2 separate regions of the Homo sapiens genome follow, and region 1 is linked to region 2. A link is a loop called in an ENCODE intact Hi-C map of the cell type or tissue named here. Cell type or tissue: K562. All regions are shown on one strand.

What was found. Peaks named below come from ENCODE experiments on the same cell type or tissue, not always from the same donor. Only the 100,000 strongest peaks of a DNase experiment are listed, where the experiment ranks them.
Region 1: it touches region 2 in a loop (2.9-fold over the local background); 2 of 110 quality-filtered maps call a loop at or near these places.

The regions. Positions count from the first base shown.
Region 1 is chr1:12,774,679-12,782,678 of GRCh38, reverse strand. It overlaps PRAMEF12 (PRAME family member 12), which reads right to left. Exons shown (of 3, transcript NM_001080830.5): 1 at 7,525-8,000; 2 at 6,561-7,136; 3 at 4,773-5,668. The coding sequence starts at 7,811. The coding sequence ends at 5,080. Among named protein-coding and RNA genes, the nearest start is that of PRAMEF12, 4.9 kb to the right of the region's middle. In K562, CTCF peaks have their summits at 990 (motif pointing right) and 3,503; no DNase peak of the experiment used is centred here; H3K27me3 peaks cover 4,194 bases.
Region 2 is chr1:12,310,127-12,318,126 of GRCh38, reverse strand. VPS13D (vacuolar protein sorting 13 homolog D) reads right to left here. Exons shown (of 70, transcript NM_015378.4): 28 at 6,502-6,673; 29 at 6,202-6,314; 30 at 3,800-4,012; 31 at 1-55. Among named protein-coding and RNA genes, the nearest start is that of VPS13D, 84 kb to the right of the region's middle. In K562, a CTCF peak has its summit at 3,604; a DNase peak (open chromatin) is centred at 3,626.

The DNA.
Region 1 (8,000 bases), 460 kb before region 2:
AGGTTTCTTTACTCCCTGGAGAGACCCCGCAAAAGATTCCTACAGGGGTATATGGCCCACTGCCAGGAGGGACAGTAGGCCTCATTTTAGGGAGATGAAGTCTAAATTTGAAGGGAGTCCAAATTCATACTGGGGTAATTGATTCAGATTATAAAGGGGAAATTCAGTTAGTGATCAGCTCCACTGTTCCCTGGAGTGCCAATCCAGGTAATAGAATTGCTCAATTATTGCTTTTGCCTTATATTAAAATTGGGAAAACAAAACGGAAAGGACAAGAGGGTTTGGAAGTACCAACTCTGCCAGAAAAGCCACTCAATGGGCTCGTCATGTCTCAGAGAATAGACCTGTGTGTACAGTCACTATTCAGGGAAAGCAGTTTATAGGATTATTGGATACCGATGCTGATGTTTCCCTTATCGCCTTAAATCAATGGCCAAAAAATTGGCCTAAACAAAAGCCTGTTACAGGACTTGTCGGTGTGGGCAGCGCCTCAAAAGTGTATCAAAGCACCATGATTTTACATTGTCTAGGACCTGATAATCAAGAAAGTACAGTTCAACCTATGATTACTTTTATTCCAAATAATTTTTTGGGCCGAGACTTGTTACAACAATGACATGCAGAGATTACTATCCCAGCCTCCTTATACAGCCCCACGAGTCAAAAAATCATGACTAAAATGGGATGTCTCCCTGGCAAAGGACTAGGGAAAAATGGAGATGGCATTAAAATCCCAATTGAGGCTGAGGGAAATCAAGAAAGAAAAAGAATAGGATATCCTTTTTAGGAGTGGCCACTGTAGAGCCTCCAAAACCCATTCCATTAACTTGGAAAACAGAAAAACCTGTATGGGTAAATCAGTGGCTGCTACCAAAACAAAAGCTGGAGGCTTTACACTTACGGGCAAAAGAACAATTAGCAAAGGGACATATTGAGCCTTCATTTTCGCCTTGAATTCTCCTGTGTTTGTAACTCAGAAAAAATCCGGCAGATGGCACATGTTGACCGTCTTAAGAGCCGTCAATGCTGTAATTCAACCTATGGGGGCTCTCCAACCTGGGTTGCCCTCTCTGGCCATGATCCCCAAAGATTGGCCTTTAATTATAATTGATCTGAAGGATTGCTTTTTTACCATTCCTCTAGCAAAACAGGATTTTGAAAAATTTGCTTTTACTATACCAGCCATAAATAATAAAGAACCAGCCACCAGGTTTCAGTGGAAAGTGTTGCCCAGGGAATGCTTAATAGTCCAACTATTTGTCAGATTTTTGTAGCTGAAGCTCTTCAACCAGTTAGAGACAAGTTTTCAGACTACGTCTTTCATTATGTTGATGATCTTTTGTGTGCTGCAGAAACGAGAGACACATTAATTGACTGTTACACATTTCTGCAGACAGAGGTTGCAAACGCAGGACTGACAATAGCATCTGATAAGATTCAAACCTCTACTCCTGTCCATTACTTGGGAATGCAGGTAGAGGAAAGAAAATTTAAACAACAAAAAATAGAAATAAGAAAAGACACATTAAAAACATTAAACGACTTTCATAAATTGCTAGGAGATATTAATTGGATTTGGCCAACTCTAGGCATCCTTACTTATGCCATGTCAAATTTGTTCTCTATCTTGAGTGGGGATCCAGAATTGAATAGTAAAAGAACATTAACTCCAGAGGCAACTAAAGAAATTGAATTAATTGAAGAAAAAATTCGGTCAGCACAAGTAAATAGAATAGATCACTTCGCCCCACTCCAACTTTTGATTTTTGCTACTGCACATTCTCAACAGGCATTATTGTTCAAAATACAGATCTTGTGGAGTGATCTTTCCTTCCTCACAGTACGATTAAGACTTTTACATTGTACTTGGATCAAATGGCTACATTAATTGGTCAGGCAAGATTACAAATAATAAAATTGTGTGGAAGTGACCCAGATAAAATCATTGTTCCTTTAAACAAGGAAGAGTTTAGACAAGGCTTTATCAATTCTGCTGCATGGCAGATTGGTCTTGCTGATTTTGTGAGAATTACTGATAAGCATTACCCAAAAACAAAAATCTTCCAGTTTTTAAAATTGACTACTTGAATTTTACCTAAAATTACCAGACATAAACCTTTAGAAAATGCTCTGATGGTGTTTACTGATGGTTCCAGCAATGGAAAAGTGGTTCACACCAGGCCGAAAGAACGAGTCATTGAAAATCAGATTCTGCATATGTAGCACAGCTACAAAGGATGTTGAGACAGCCCTAATCAAATATAGTATGGATGATCAGTTAAACAAGCCCTTTAATTTGTTACAACAAATTGTAAGAAAAAGAAATTTCCCATTTTATATTACTCATATCTGAGCACGTACTAATTTACCAAGGCCTTTAACTAAAGCAAATGAACAAGCTGACTTGCTAGCATCATCTGCATTCATAGAAGCACAAGAACTTCATGCTTTGACTCATGTAAATGCAACAGGACTAAAAAATAAATTTGATATCACATGGAAAGAGGCAAAAAATATTGTATAACATTGCACCCAGTGTCAAGTCCTACACCTGCCCACTCAGGCGCACTGGGACAAAGTTTTTCTGTGAGTTCATTATAAGAATGATGCCAGCAGAGAGAAATTTGGGAACCAACAGCTACAATGTCTCACATGTAAGAGGGCACCTCCTCATTGTTACGGGACTAGGGAAACCGTGGATTGTCTTTATTATTTCAGATGAGATGGAAGCTTTCCCTGCACTTGGATTATGTCCTAAGTAAGGACCTTTTCTCTAGAGAATGGAAAAGTTTTCATGGAGGTCTTAGGGCCCTTGTAAGCTTACTGCTCTAAAAGATAAATGGAATCTATTAGAGTGTCCCTTGGTAAGAGAACATAACTGCACACCTACTGCATATTGAATGAGAGTGGAATTTCTAGGGAATGGTAAGGTTAACAGGTCCTGGTGTTATCCCTGCGAGAACTATGATGGGACTCCAGTGAACCCCTGTGGCGTTACAACCCAGGCGTGTTGCTGAATTTTTCAAGTAAAGGCCAACAAGTATTGGCTCTCCTCATCAACAGGAATCCTAAGGAAGGCAGAGGAGAAATCTCTCACTGGGTACCATTTAGAGTCTGTAGTCACCTTACATAACAAGATATTTCATGTGAAGCCACAGTATATCTCACTATTACAATTTTCTTTATTGCATGTAAGTCTTGCACAAATCATTAACCTTGTCAGTTAGGTTTTATATCTGGCAGGATGGAAGGGTTACATGGATTGGGACAAGGAATTGTAAGTCCTTGTTCTATTAAATCTTCTCCAATTGGGGAAAGTCTTTGGATTACCTCTGACTTTAAGGGGTATTGGGGCAACATGGCCAATTATTTAGAATAGCCAACAAATGAATAGTGACACTCCATAAACATTTACATAATAGCAGATTTTTGGAAGTACCACTTAATATACTCCTGCTTTCATCACTAAATTACACCAGACGGTCTAACTAAATTACAGCAGATGGCACATGAGTCCCGTGGTTTGGAAATTTTTATCTCATGATCACTAGAGATGAATTCAGTCCTGCACTGCCCACCCCGTTCTTTGCTGGTTGTTGAGGTCCTGCTGTTTACAGGAATCATGATTAAGCGGTGGCGGCGTGTAGAAGCTGAGTCCCATTGCATGCCCTGGGTCCCTACTGCCTCCCTGTTATGAGGAATAGGAGGTGAGATTGAAGGATGAAGAATGCTGAGACTTTTATTAGGAGGAAAAAAGAAAGACAGGATGCATGTATTAAGCTTTTACTGTATGAAAGGCCCCATTCCAAGTCATAACCATGTACCATCTCACTGTGTCCTAAGAGGGTCCCACAGGCTGGTGGGCATAATCCTTCTCATTCTACAGGAAAATTGAGGCTCTTTCCTCAGCTTCCTGCCCAACAGCACCAGCCCCTGTGTCCTCAGCAGGGTCCCACACTCGGGAGCCTTTTGTGTAGGGTCCCTCAGCACAGCGAAGGTCACTCATCACCCACAGGCACTTGATCATTATCCACCCTCTGATGACGTGTGATACCCAAACACACTGCACTAGTCTTCCTTGAGAGGGAGAGAAGGCAAGTGTTATGGGAAAATCTCATCAATATGACCTAGCTCCCCAAAAGGATAAAATGTTTGTTAAATGTGGGCTAGAAATGTTTAAAATGTACTATATGCCTGCATAATTTAAGCATTTTCCCAAAAAGGGAATTTGGATGTCTTTATTGGCCACAACTATTTTAATATTGCAAGGGTCACTACCCTCCATGAGAACAAGCATGGGTTGGTGATGCCCTGAGGCTCCTGCTCATACAGTGTGGAGCTCCCCTTCCAGGGCAGAGGCCACACCTTGTGCAGTGAAATCCTTTCCCAGCACAGGTAATGGTCAGCAACTGAGCGTTCTGAATCCACCCATCAGGAGTAAACAGGGTCTAAGCATCTGGACAAAAGTGAGGGCCCTGCGAAGAAGGGGCTGAACTTCAGTGACTGACCCTCACTGCCCACCTAGAATGGTCCAGGCCCCGTAAGTGCATCTCACGTGTATTAACCCACTAAATAGACACATGCCCAGAGAGAAATTAAAAAAAAAGGAATTGAGCAAAACGATCACATTCCACTTTGATGCCTTTATTTCCTTGGGCTGAACCTCATTAATTTTAGAGAACTTAGTGCCTTTTGTCCCCCATGAGTAACTTGAGATTCCTTAGGTTAAAATTGTTAAGCCAGGTGAAGCAATCATGGAGGACACCAGACAGTTTCCACTCAGCTTCCCTTTATTTCTGACTGTTTCTTTACAACCATCCGTGCAGGGGTAACTGTCTCATGTGTCTCTCCTACCTGATTCTCATTCTAGCAATTCAGATTCCCATTTCTGATTCTCTGGGACACAGGTCTCTAAAGCTCCTATTGACTCCAACTCAACTTTTCCCCCAGTCCCTCCCTTCCTGCATCCCCTTTCCTTTCCGGTTCACATTGAGCAGGCATATGAAACGATGGGTCTGTGCTCCCTTTGACATACACTCATGGCCTAGGATTCAGTTGCCAAATGACCAGAAGAAAGCTTTAAATAAATCCACCCTGACAGCAGGCATTCAACAGACAGTGACTGGGCTCCAGGTCATAGGAGGCCCTGATGCCACAGCGAGGGCAGGGGACAGTGCTGAACACAATTATCTTGGGCTGCCTTAAGTCCCTCAGTGTCTTCATCAGCTCAGCCCCAAGTTGAGAAAATCTTCCCCAGCAGAGAGCACCCTGGGCATCATAACTCTCCAGAGGGGCAGGATACAGCTCCAGGCTTAGCTTGCTCAGCCCGACGGTGTGGCGCAGCAGGTTCTCCAGGGCGGCCATGGAGATGAGGTTCCCACAGAAGCTGAAGGTGCTGAGCTGGGAGCAGCGGCTCAGGGCAGGCAGGATGGCGCTGAGTTGGGAATCCACGATCCCACAGTCCTCTAAGTCCAGGGTCTGCAGGGTGGCCTCAGCTTGCTCCAGCAGAACTGAGAGGGGCTCAGGACTGAAATGGGTCAGTGTGATGCCCCTCAGGTCTAGCTCTTTTAGCTGACGGATGCTCGGGCACCAAGAGAGATGCTTCAGGTCCGACTCTGACAGCAGGCATTCGGTCATTACGACTGTCTCCAAGGGGGCCTGGAGACACCTGGGAGAGAACAAGAAGGAGTTAGAGGAGAGTGGTGGGGAAGACCTCAAGGTGAGAGATGACACTTTTCACAACCCAAGGCTGTTCTGCTTATCTGAGGATAATCAGCACCTGGGGTGTGGGAATGGAGACTCTGCTCATTCAGGGCAGACCCAATCGAGGCTCAGTCCTTCACCATCACTCGGGTGACTGGGTCAAGTCCATGAACTCTAATGCTCCCTTTCCTCATGTGTCAGGTAGAAAACCACATCTCTGGGCCACAGGAGCCCGATGGAGACACAGGCATAAATGACAAACCCAGGCAAGATCCTGCAACCTCAGCTGGGGTGGCCAGGCTGCAGGAGACCCTGACATGCCCGTATCATCAGCAAACCATCTATCACTTTCACCATTCTTCACTCCTGCTCCCTCACCCTCTATTCCATCATGTTTTGGAGCTCAAAACATTTTACTGACAGAGGGAGACACAGGATTTTACCTGTTCACTAGGCAGGTGAGGACAGACCTTATATTTTAAAATGGAGGGGTGTGATGGACATTCTCTTCTTTAGTGCCCTCTTCAACTCCCCATTTCCCATCGTCTTAACTTAGACACACATCCTCGGGAGGAATTCACGAATGCACCCTCACTAGATCTAAACCCTGCAGTACCTTCCTAGCATGGCAGCCTCTCTATAGCATCTAGCCCAGGAGATCCCGCTGGCTTATTGGGATGGATGTGTGACACCTATTTCAGGACAGAGCTGCCAACAGGACAATGCATGGACATTCTAGTGTCCCCTTCGCTGTTACCTCCTCACAAGCTGGCTCACAGTAGATACCCCCTGGTGTTTACAGTAATAAAGAAAGTCTTTGCTGCGGTCTGCAGAGAAAGCTCACCATACTTCCTCACCTGAGCAGCTGGTCCAGGTGGCCTTCGAGGAAAGAGACAGAGTGCATGTAAAGCTTCTGGAAGTAGTCCAGCTTGAGGAACTGAGAGGTGAACTGGATGACAAACTGCTCCTTCCTGTCTAGGGGAATGCAGGCAGAGACATGGATGTTGAAGAGAACAAGTTTGCGGAGATTCCTCATCTGGCCCAGGTAAGGGGCGAACCTTATAAGAATGGACAGCTCCCACGGGCAGCACACTTCCACCTCCTGGATACAGTCTAGCTCCACCGTGTTCAGGACCTCTATGATCCTGTGGATGGCTATTCCAAAAATCTGCAGCTCCTTGCAACACACGTGCAGTAAGCCTTTTCTCTGCTTGCCCCACTCTAAGAAGTGGGTGAGGCATTCATCCAGCGTCCCATTCTTGAAGCAAAGGTCTAGGATCACCATCAAGGGCTGCTGCCCACCCGGCCTTGGACAGTTCCCTGCTGTTCGTCTCTTACTCAGGGCCTCTGGGGAGAGTGCAGAAGCTCCAGACCATATGCCCCAGAAGTTCTCATCCACATTCCGCAAGTCCAACACTTGAAGTTTCCACCGCCTGTGGGTAAAAGAGAAGAGAGGCTCCAAATTTAGGAAGGATTTGAGCTTTTATCCACATCCCGGACATCAGCGACTCTCCTCCCTGCTGCTTCTCCCACTCTCTGTCTTTTCTCCATCCCTCTTTCTCCTTGAAACCTGCCTGGTCCCCACTGCTAGTGTCTTCAATTGCCACTGGCAGGAGGCAGGTTCCTGATCCTTCAGTGGACCCTGCATGGTGAGCAGTCCTTTCCCAGAGGAGCTGGACAATGGCCAAGGCCTCTCTGAGCTTCCTCCCCAGCCCCATCAGAAGTCTCTGGGCCACCCTTGGGCCTCCCACTCCTTCTGACCCAGCTAACCCTACCCTGGATGCCTGAGCCCTCCCCACCTGGTTAGCTGGGTCACCTCACCTGGGGCGAACCTTCTGGGCAAGCAGTGCATCAAGCCCCTCCAGCACAGCTCGAAAGATCTCTAGATTACATGACTTCATCAGGGACCCTAGAGGAAGGCAGGTGAAGGGCCAGGCCTGCACCATAGTTGTCAGGGTCTCGCAGCATCTCCTGGTAAAGGCCTCCATGAACAGTGGGGGAAAGAGCTCCCTGGGCAGCTCCTCCAGGGTGGGGATGGCCAAGGCCCGGTCTCTCAGCAGACTCTGCTCAGCCAGCTCCAGGAGTCTAGGTGGGGCCTGGAGGCTCATCCTGATGAATCTAGAGAAAAAAACATCATTCTTACGGCAAATCACATCACTTCATCATCTCCTAGTGCCAATGTCATTGCTCTGGTAGAGGTGGAAAGGTAATTAGTTCACCCCAATTCCACTCTGCACTTTCTGGACACAAATCTGTAATTCTGCCCTTGCTGGTACCATAAAGAATGTCTTCCAAAC
Region 2 (8,000 bases):
AAACACACGGAGATTGTTGAGAACTACTGTAAAGCAGGAGGAATCCTTGGTAGATCTATAAAAAGAAGACAGGAGAAAATAAATAGGAAAAAAGAAACATGGTTATTTCAATAACCTGCAAATGTACTGCTCAGTTTTGGCAGGTGGTATTCCGGTATTTTCCAAACTGCCTGCTTTGAGTATCAGTAAACTTTGAACACTGGTTGAATAACACATTCAGTGTATTACTGGTTTAATAACACATTCAGTATAATAAGTTAATCATATTTTTAAACAACAAGGAACATTTTATAAGAAAGCAGCATAGGTAGTATAGCTCAGTGGTTCTCAATCAGATGGTTTTGCTCCCCTGAAGACATTATTTCTTTTCTTTTTTTTTTAAGAGACAGGGTCACACTCTGTTGCCCAGACTGGAATGCAGTGGCACGATCACAGCTCACTGTAACTTCAAACTCCTGGGATCAAGTGATCCTCCCGCCTCAGCCTCCCAAAGTGCTAGGATTACAGATGTGGGCCACTGCACCTGGCCCTTGGAGACATTTTTTATTCACATTTCAATTGCAATTGCAACTAGAGGGGGTTGCTATTGCTATCTAGTATAGGTAGAGGCCAGGGATGCTGTTAACTAACCCACGATGTACAGGACAGCCCCATAATAAGGAATTATCTGACCCAAAACGTTGATAGTGCTAAGGTCAAGAAATTCTGGTATGATAAAGAGCACAGGCTTTGAAGTCAGAGACGCAGACTTAAATACTGCCATTTACGAGCTGTGTTATCTTACGAAAGCCACCTACCTTCTCTCAGCCTGTTTCCCTACTTATAAAATGAAGAATATTAATATGATAAGAAATAAAGCACCAGGCACAAAGCAGTCATTTGATAAATGTCACTTTCTTTCCCTATGGGCTATTTCAAGAAGATCAATGAGGCACTCCTTCTTTGACGTCTAGGATCATTTCTTTATAAATAATACCAAGTTTACACACACTAGTACTAGATTGTTTCTCTAATTGAAACTGACCTGACAGCCCAGATCTTTTGGCCCGAGGAGAACAAGTAAGATGACATTTACCAGGGATAAATGTCCCCTAAGTAACCTAGAGGTAGAGTTGGGGTGGGGGTGGGGGGACAAGTTGCCATTGCTCCGAAGTCTACATTTGACGTGAAAACCCAGCGAGGACTCTCAGGCCTGACTTCAAACCATGATGCAGTCAGGGGCTTCATCCAGGCCCTATTAGTACATCAGCAGGCCCAGCCTACTAATGGATAAGGCCTCAGATGAGTAGGACAAGAGAAACAGGGGCTGGAGCACTTGAATGCGGTTTTCTGGGTTGAACTTGGTTCCGTAAGCCCAAAAGCGACTCTGGGGTTGTAGCTACTACATGTACCTGGTTCCCTGACATAAAAGGTATTCCTATGTGGGAAAAGCTAACTTGGAAATATTTCTGAGGCTGGTTTCTCTGCTCCTCATTTCCCCTAAACCTGGCTCACTGCCTCTAGTAAAAGGGCAGCATGATGCATGGCTCCTTCTTACAGACACAGCATTTTTCACAGAAACACTCTACTCTTGTGTAATGGAGAAAAAATGTTGCCCTCAGTAAAATTTTTCCACCCCATTTTGAACATAGATTGTCAGAGTTCTGTATTTAACTGGAAAGTCACAGTGTGTTGGATCCCTTTTCTGGAAAATATTTCAAGCCTTTAAACACTGTGAAGTGATTTATATTTGACACACAAGATCCCAACAGAAGAGTAATTCTTCTTCAGACACGAAAGGCGTTCAAAAATTCCCATCTAAAGAACATTTCACTCCTCTTGCTAACAATAGTATTTCTGTTAGCAAGAGCCAAGGTAAGGCTTTATTATTTGACTCCAATTATACACCTATAATACACAAATATTTCCAGGCTCCCTGTATATTAAAAATATGATAAGAAGGAGACAACTACCTGACAGTCTAAGAAGCCAGATCAATAATAATAAAGTAAACTCAAAAAGAAATGTTTCTCGGCCGGGCACGGTGGCTCACACCTGTAATCCCAGCACTTTGGGAGGCTGAGGCGGGCAGATCACAAGGTCAGGAGTTTGAGACCAGCCTGGCCAATATGGTGAAACCCCGTTTCTACTAAAAATACAAAAATTAGCCAGCCATGGTGGCAGGAGCCTGTAGTCCCAGCTACTCAGGAGGCTGAGACAGGAGAATCACTTGAACCCGGGAGGCGGAGGTTGCAGTGAGCTGAGATCGTGCCACTGCACTCCAGCCTAGGCGACAGAGTGAGACTACGTCTCAAAAAAAAAAAAGAAATGTTTCTCCAGATGGAACAAACAGATGCCAGCCTCTTGTTCAAAGGAAACATCTTCAACCAAATGAACTGCAAAATGGGGCCATCTTATCACATGACTGCAATCAGCCCAATGACGAGACACCTGATAGGTCCAAAGACTGTTGGAAACATCATGGGCTTTAACATCACATACCCAGGTTTGAGCTCTGATTTCTTGACCTACGAGCTGTGTGACCTTAGAAGAGTGAACTAACCCTTATCCAAGTTTCTAACTTGGAAACTGCAAAATGAGGAAGAAGTCATCCCCTCTGCAGACTTGTCAGGATTATACTGAGCGTAGCTAAAGTGCCTGGCTCATGGCAGGGCCCAATAAGAGGCAATTAGGATTCCTACTCCTGAACTTTTAAAGTTCATAAAAAAATGTAAATGTCTACTCTGCTAGATTTCCTAAAGGCATATGAAGAAATCATGACCTCTCTCGAAAAACAAAACAAAACCTAAACCCTGGGGAATTCTGAACAGCACATTGAAATGTCAGGCATACAGAAACATGTAAGAATAATCCTGATGACTTTTTGTTCTGTTTTTTGCTTAAACACAAAGTTTTTCACAATCTTTTTACTTAGTGGTTTATACTTACAACATGTCTGATGACATGAAGCACTAACAGAAGGGAGGGTCTCCTTTTTGGGTTTTCACTGAAAGACTTCTTTAGACCAGGCCTAATTTTTCAGTTTTAAGGTCTATGTTCAGCCATAACATCAGCAAATGGTATATCATAAAACAACATGTTATATCAGCATAACAATGACAGCTGCCAACTGTGCCAAGCAATATGCCAGAATTACTTTAATTATTACCTCTACCCCATGAGGTGGGTATAGGTAATTTTCTATTTTATATAAGAGGAAGTTGAGGCTCAAAGGGGCTAAACAACTTGTCTAAGGACACATAGCTAGATAATAGGAGAGCAAGGTTTTCAGCCCAGATCTGTCTGATTCCAAAATATATGTTCTTTCTATATAGAACACTGCCTCCCATAATACCAGAAAGAAAAATATAACCTAATTCAAAAAGGTAAAAACTATGTATACATGGATAATGAGTCAGTAAGACTTGAATGGGTAATTCAAGTCAAACCCACCTTCCCTTCCATTATTTGTAAAGACCAAAAGTCTTTTTACTTTTTTCCTTAAACCAGCATAATTTCTTCCTTCTCCAAGCCACTTTACAAATTAAAACAGTCTACAGCTTACAAGGAGATTGATTTTAAGGCTCAATTCTTAACTACTTTATTTTTAAAGGCAACAGAGACATCTTTTGGCCAATAAATGAAACTGCAAGATTATAGGAATAATGCATTAATATACAGTACACTGCACTGATTAAGCCATTATCTATTTATCTGTCTAGTGATTCCTTGGTTTTTTGATGTTCTAAAGCCAACAAAGACGTGACCCAAAAGGGAATGTCTCCACAAAGAAAGGCAGAGAAGGGTCTGGACCTGCTACCTGAAATGTAGTTCAATCTGAATGGACCCTTGGGTGGTGCTGCTGTTCTTAGCGGGCTGAAAGATACAGCTGAACACATTCGTCATGCCAGGGCTGGTCTTCTGCCCAGCATAACGGGTGTCAAAAGCCATCATGGAATGGGAAACCAAGTTAATGGACTTGGTTTGGTTGGAAAAACTTTCATAGAGCAGTTTGCATTTCTTGAAGTCAAATCTAAAAGAGAGAAAAGAAAGCAAGCAAGATGTGAAACACAACTCTTCCATTTTACAAAAGTATATAAGTTCGAGATAACGAGCAAAATCAAAAATATATCTAAGTCCCATAAGGAGAATAACTTTCATTCTGAGTTTTCTTGTTGATTCTGTTAATAGACTCCTCAAAATGGAGTTAGTGTCACTGTGCCTTGGATCTTACTTTTCCAGTTCCAAAGAGATGATCTTGTTCATAGGAACGGCATGAGAAGTAACAATACCACATGTTTAACATATTCTGAATCCGTTATCATTCCCATGACCCATCAGAAGTCTAAGAAGGCTGTATATCCCCAAAGGATGTCAAGGGTCCCTCTGGGCCTTCATCTGTCAGCTTCTAGCTTGCCTGGATGTTTCACTCTCCAGGGTCTGTCCAACTGTTTATGTGAAACTGCTGTAGTGTACTGGGAACAAATAATACTCTTCACATGGAGAATAATTCAACTAATCTACCAACAGGAAATGCATTTGGAACCATCGTTTTTTCATAACCGAGAAAGCTGCAATGAGGAATTCATAATTACTCGGTACCATTATGACAATACATACAGAATTATTCCATATTGAGAAAAACTAAGGGCACAGCCAATCATCACAGAAAATCGCTGGGTGACGTGGCTCATGCCTGTAGTCCCAGCTACTCGGTGGGGCTGAGGTGGGAGGATCACTTGAGCCAGGGATGTGGAGGTTGCAGTGAGCCGAGATGGCACCACTGCAGTCCCGCCTGGGCAACAGAGAGAGATTCTGTCTTAAAAAAAAAAAAAAAAAAAAAAAAAAGGAAAGAATAAAATTGCTAGCTCACAAGACCACCAATGTGGGACCACAGTTTCAGTATGCAACGCTCTCACCAGCTGAGTTAGGTACAGACCGTGGCGGACTTTCAACAGAAAGACTAACTAGAAGACAGAGTGCTTCAGCAGGGAATCACTGGCCTTGAAGTCCTGTTTTCAAATGCCAAACCACTTTCCCAGTCATACGACCTTAAGCTAGTCAGAAACTCTATCTGGAAAAGAGTGATGTACGCCCAGCTTACAGGACTGATAAGAGATCAACATGAAAAGGTTATTAAGTGTGAAATGCACTTTTTAAAGTTCCACACCAGTAATCACGAATTCATACATTTACACTGACTAAGGAAGTGACAGAAATAAGCGAAGGACTAGGTAAGCATATGCCCCATTTCAAGGGAGCAATTGCTACTCCGCTTCCAGATGCTTCCAAGTGAGAACATGGACCTAGTATTGCCAAAGCTTCCAGTTTTTCAAAAGAAGCTAAATACAAACCTTTTATATAAAATCCTGCAACTTTTTGGGGCGGGAGGGACCAGGTTTCAGCTGTCACCTAGGCTGGAGTGCAGTGGTGTGATCATGGCTCACTGCAGCCTCAATCTCCTGGTTCAAGTGATTCTCTCACCTTAACGCCTTGAGTAGCTGGGACTACAGGCATGCACCACCATGCGCAGCTAGTTTTTTAATTTTTTGTAGAGACAGGGTCTCTCACTATGTTGCCCAGGCCAGTCTGGAATTCCTGGCCTCAAGCAATCCTCCTTCCTTGGCTTCCTAAAGTGCTGGGACTACAGGCCTGAGCCACTGCGCCTAGCCCCTAACTTTGAAAATGTTGGCCAGCAAGGCATCAATGCTGCACATCAAGTGGTTCTGCATCTCCCACCCCGTAACTACTCAGACACACAGCAAGACAGGACTTTCTGACTCCATCACCCTGTGTGGGACCATATTTTAGTTCCACAAAGTCTGCCAGAGCATTTAGTTGCCATTCAACACCATTCAGAGCTCATTTTTCCCGCTGGCACATCAAAACACTAGCTGCTCTGTCACCCTAAGCGACTACAACAAGCAGAGCAGCCCAGACCCACAATGGTCACAGAGTATGAGGGAGAAAAAGATCTTCACTGTTTTAAGTCACTGATACTTTGGGGTTGTCTGTTACTACAGCATAACCTAACCTATGTTGACTGATAGAGCATGAATCTAAACTTTTCAAAAGCACTGTGTAGATCAACCAAAAGACACTCTGCAGACAACATTCCATCTGTGGGCCACCACTCTGCAACCTCTGCTCTGTGTCAATGCAAAACATGTGTATTATTTGGATACTGTTACTAACAGTATAATAATATAATCAAAGGCATACCTGGCTAGGGACCCAGCACCTTCTTTTCTTTTTGGATCTTTAAGCTCCAGACTTACATTCACCATATCAATGAGGAAGCACATACAGGTGTACACTTCTCCACTCAGGACAGTCTACAAAAGGAAAATGCTCGTCAATCCACAGCTGATGATGCCATCCTAAAAACAGGCTCATACGCCAAGAAATCTAATTTGCTTGTTGCTCCACCTTCTTTCTCCAAGTGAGTTTGAGGAATAGATACACAGGGTGACCGTCAGCTGAGACTATGAGAGTGACAGAAGAACATAAGGTCTCACTCACATGAATTCTTGGATCTTGTAAATCATAAGGCCGCATAAATTCCTCTATGGGTTCTCCCAGGTTGTTCTCTAATAAGCCGCGGATCAGCTTGTATTTATACAGATCCAGAGAGCAGTGGACTGAGGAGAGATTGCCATGGATAGATATGTCTGGCACAGTATGACTTATTTCTCTATGAAAAAGAAAAAAGATCACTTACACAGACAAGTCACTAACTTAACACTGACATAGCTCACGCCCAAACAACGGGGCTAAAATGTACTCACCTACATTATCAAGTAGGTAATTCCTACTTCCAATGACAAAAATTTCATGTAGCTCCAAATGAAGCAAGTTAATATGACTGTCATGCTTCAACTACAAAAAGCCCCTTTTCTCCCAAAATTTACATTTAGAAAATCCTCAAACCAGGCCAGGTGTGGTGGCTCACACCTATAATCCCAGCACTTTGGGAGGCTGAGGTGGGAGGATCACTTGAGCCCAGGAGTTCGAGACCAGCCTGGACAACATAGTGAAACCCCATCTCTACAAAAAATGCAAAAATTAACTGGGCATGGTGGTGTGCACTTGTGGTCCCAGCTACTCAGGAGGCTGAGGTGGGGGTTCACTTGAGCCCAGGAAGTCAAGGGTGCAGTAAGCTGTGATCGTGCCACTGTATTCCAGCCTGTGTGACAGAGTGAGACCCTGTGGGAGGGAGAGAGGGAGAGAGGGAGGGAAGGAGGGAAGGAGGGAAGGAGGGAAGGAGGGAAGGAGGGAAGGAGGGAAGGAAGGAAGGAGGGAAGGAGGGAAGGAAGGAAGGAGGGAAGGAGGGAGGGAGGGAGGGAGGGAGGGAAGGAAGGAAGGAAGGAAGGAAGGAGCAAGAAATGGAGGGAGGGAAATCCTTAAACCTAGTATGAGGTAACTAATCTATTAATAAGGAAAACCTCATGAGACTCACAAAGAGCTTAAATATTACACTTGGGAAAGCAATAAAGAAAAGATGCCAAGATCTTTATTTAACTCTTTGGATTTAGTGGTAACTAAAGGCAAACACCAGTGTTTCATACTGAGCCCAGATGGGACATGAGGATAAACTCTGAATAGGTTCGTCATCTCAGCTGGGATGGACAGAAGTAAAGTTGAAGAGGGGGAGGGGCACACATCTGTACCTCATCTCAATACTAAAAAGCTTTCTCTAACCTCCCATGGGTGAACTGGGCATTGTGAATCCTACAGACACTATGCTCTAAGTATAGAGAGGGCTAGTGTTTGAAATGGCAGAGGTATATAAGAAAAGTTATTTTGTCTGCAGAGAAAAGCCGACATACAACAGAGTTTTAAAAGACAATGATGCAATAACAAAGAAAAACAGAGACGGCTGACCAAGTGCCATCTCGGGTTGCTGTGTGTGCAGTGTGAGACTGACAGGACACCTTGCATTCAGCATCACCTTCTATCAGGCCTAACAGAATACAATTATCTGCACAGAAACACTGATGGGAGTGGGGAAAGTTTAGATA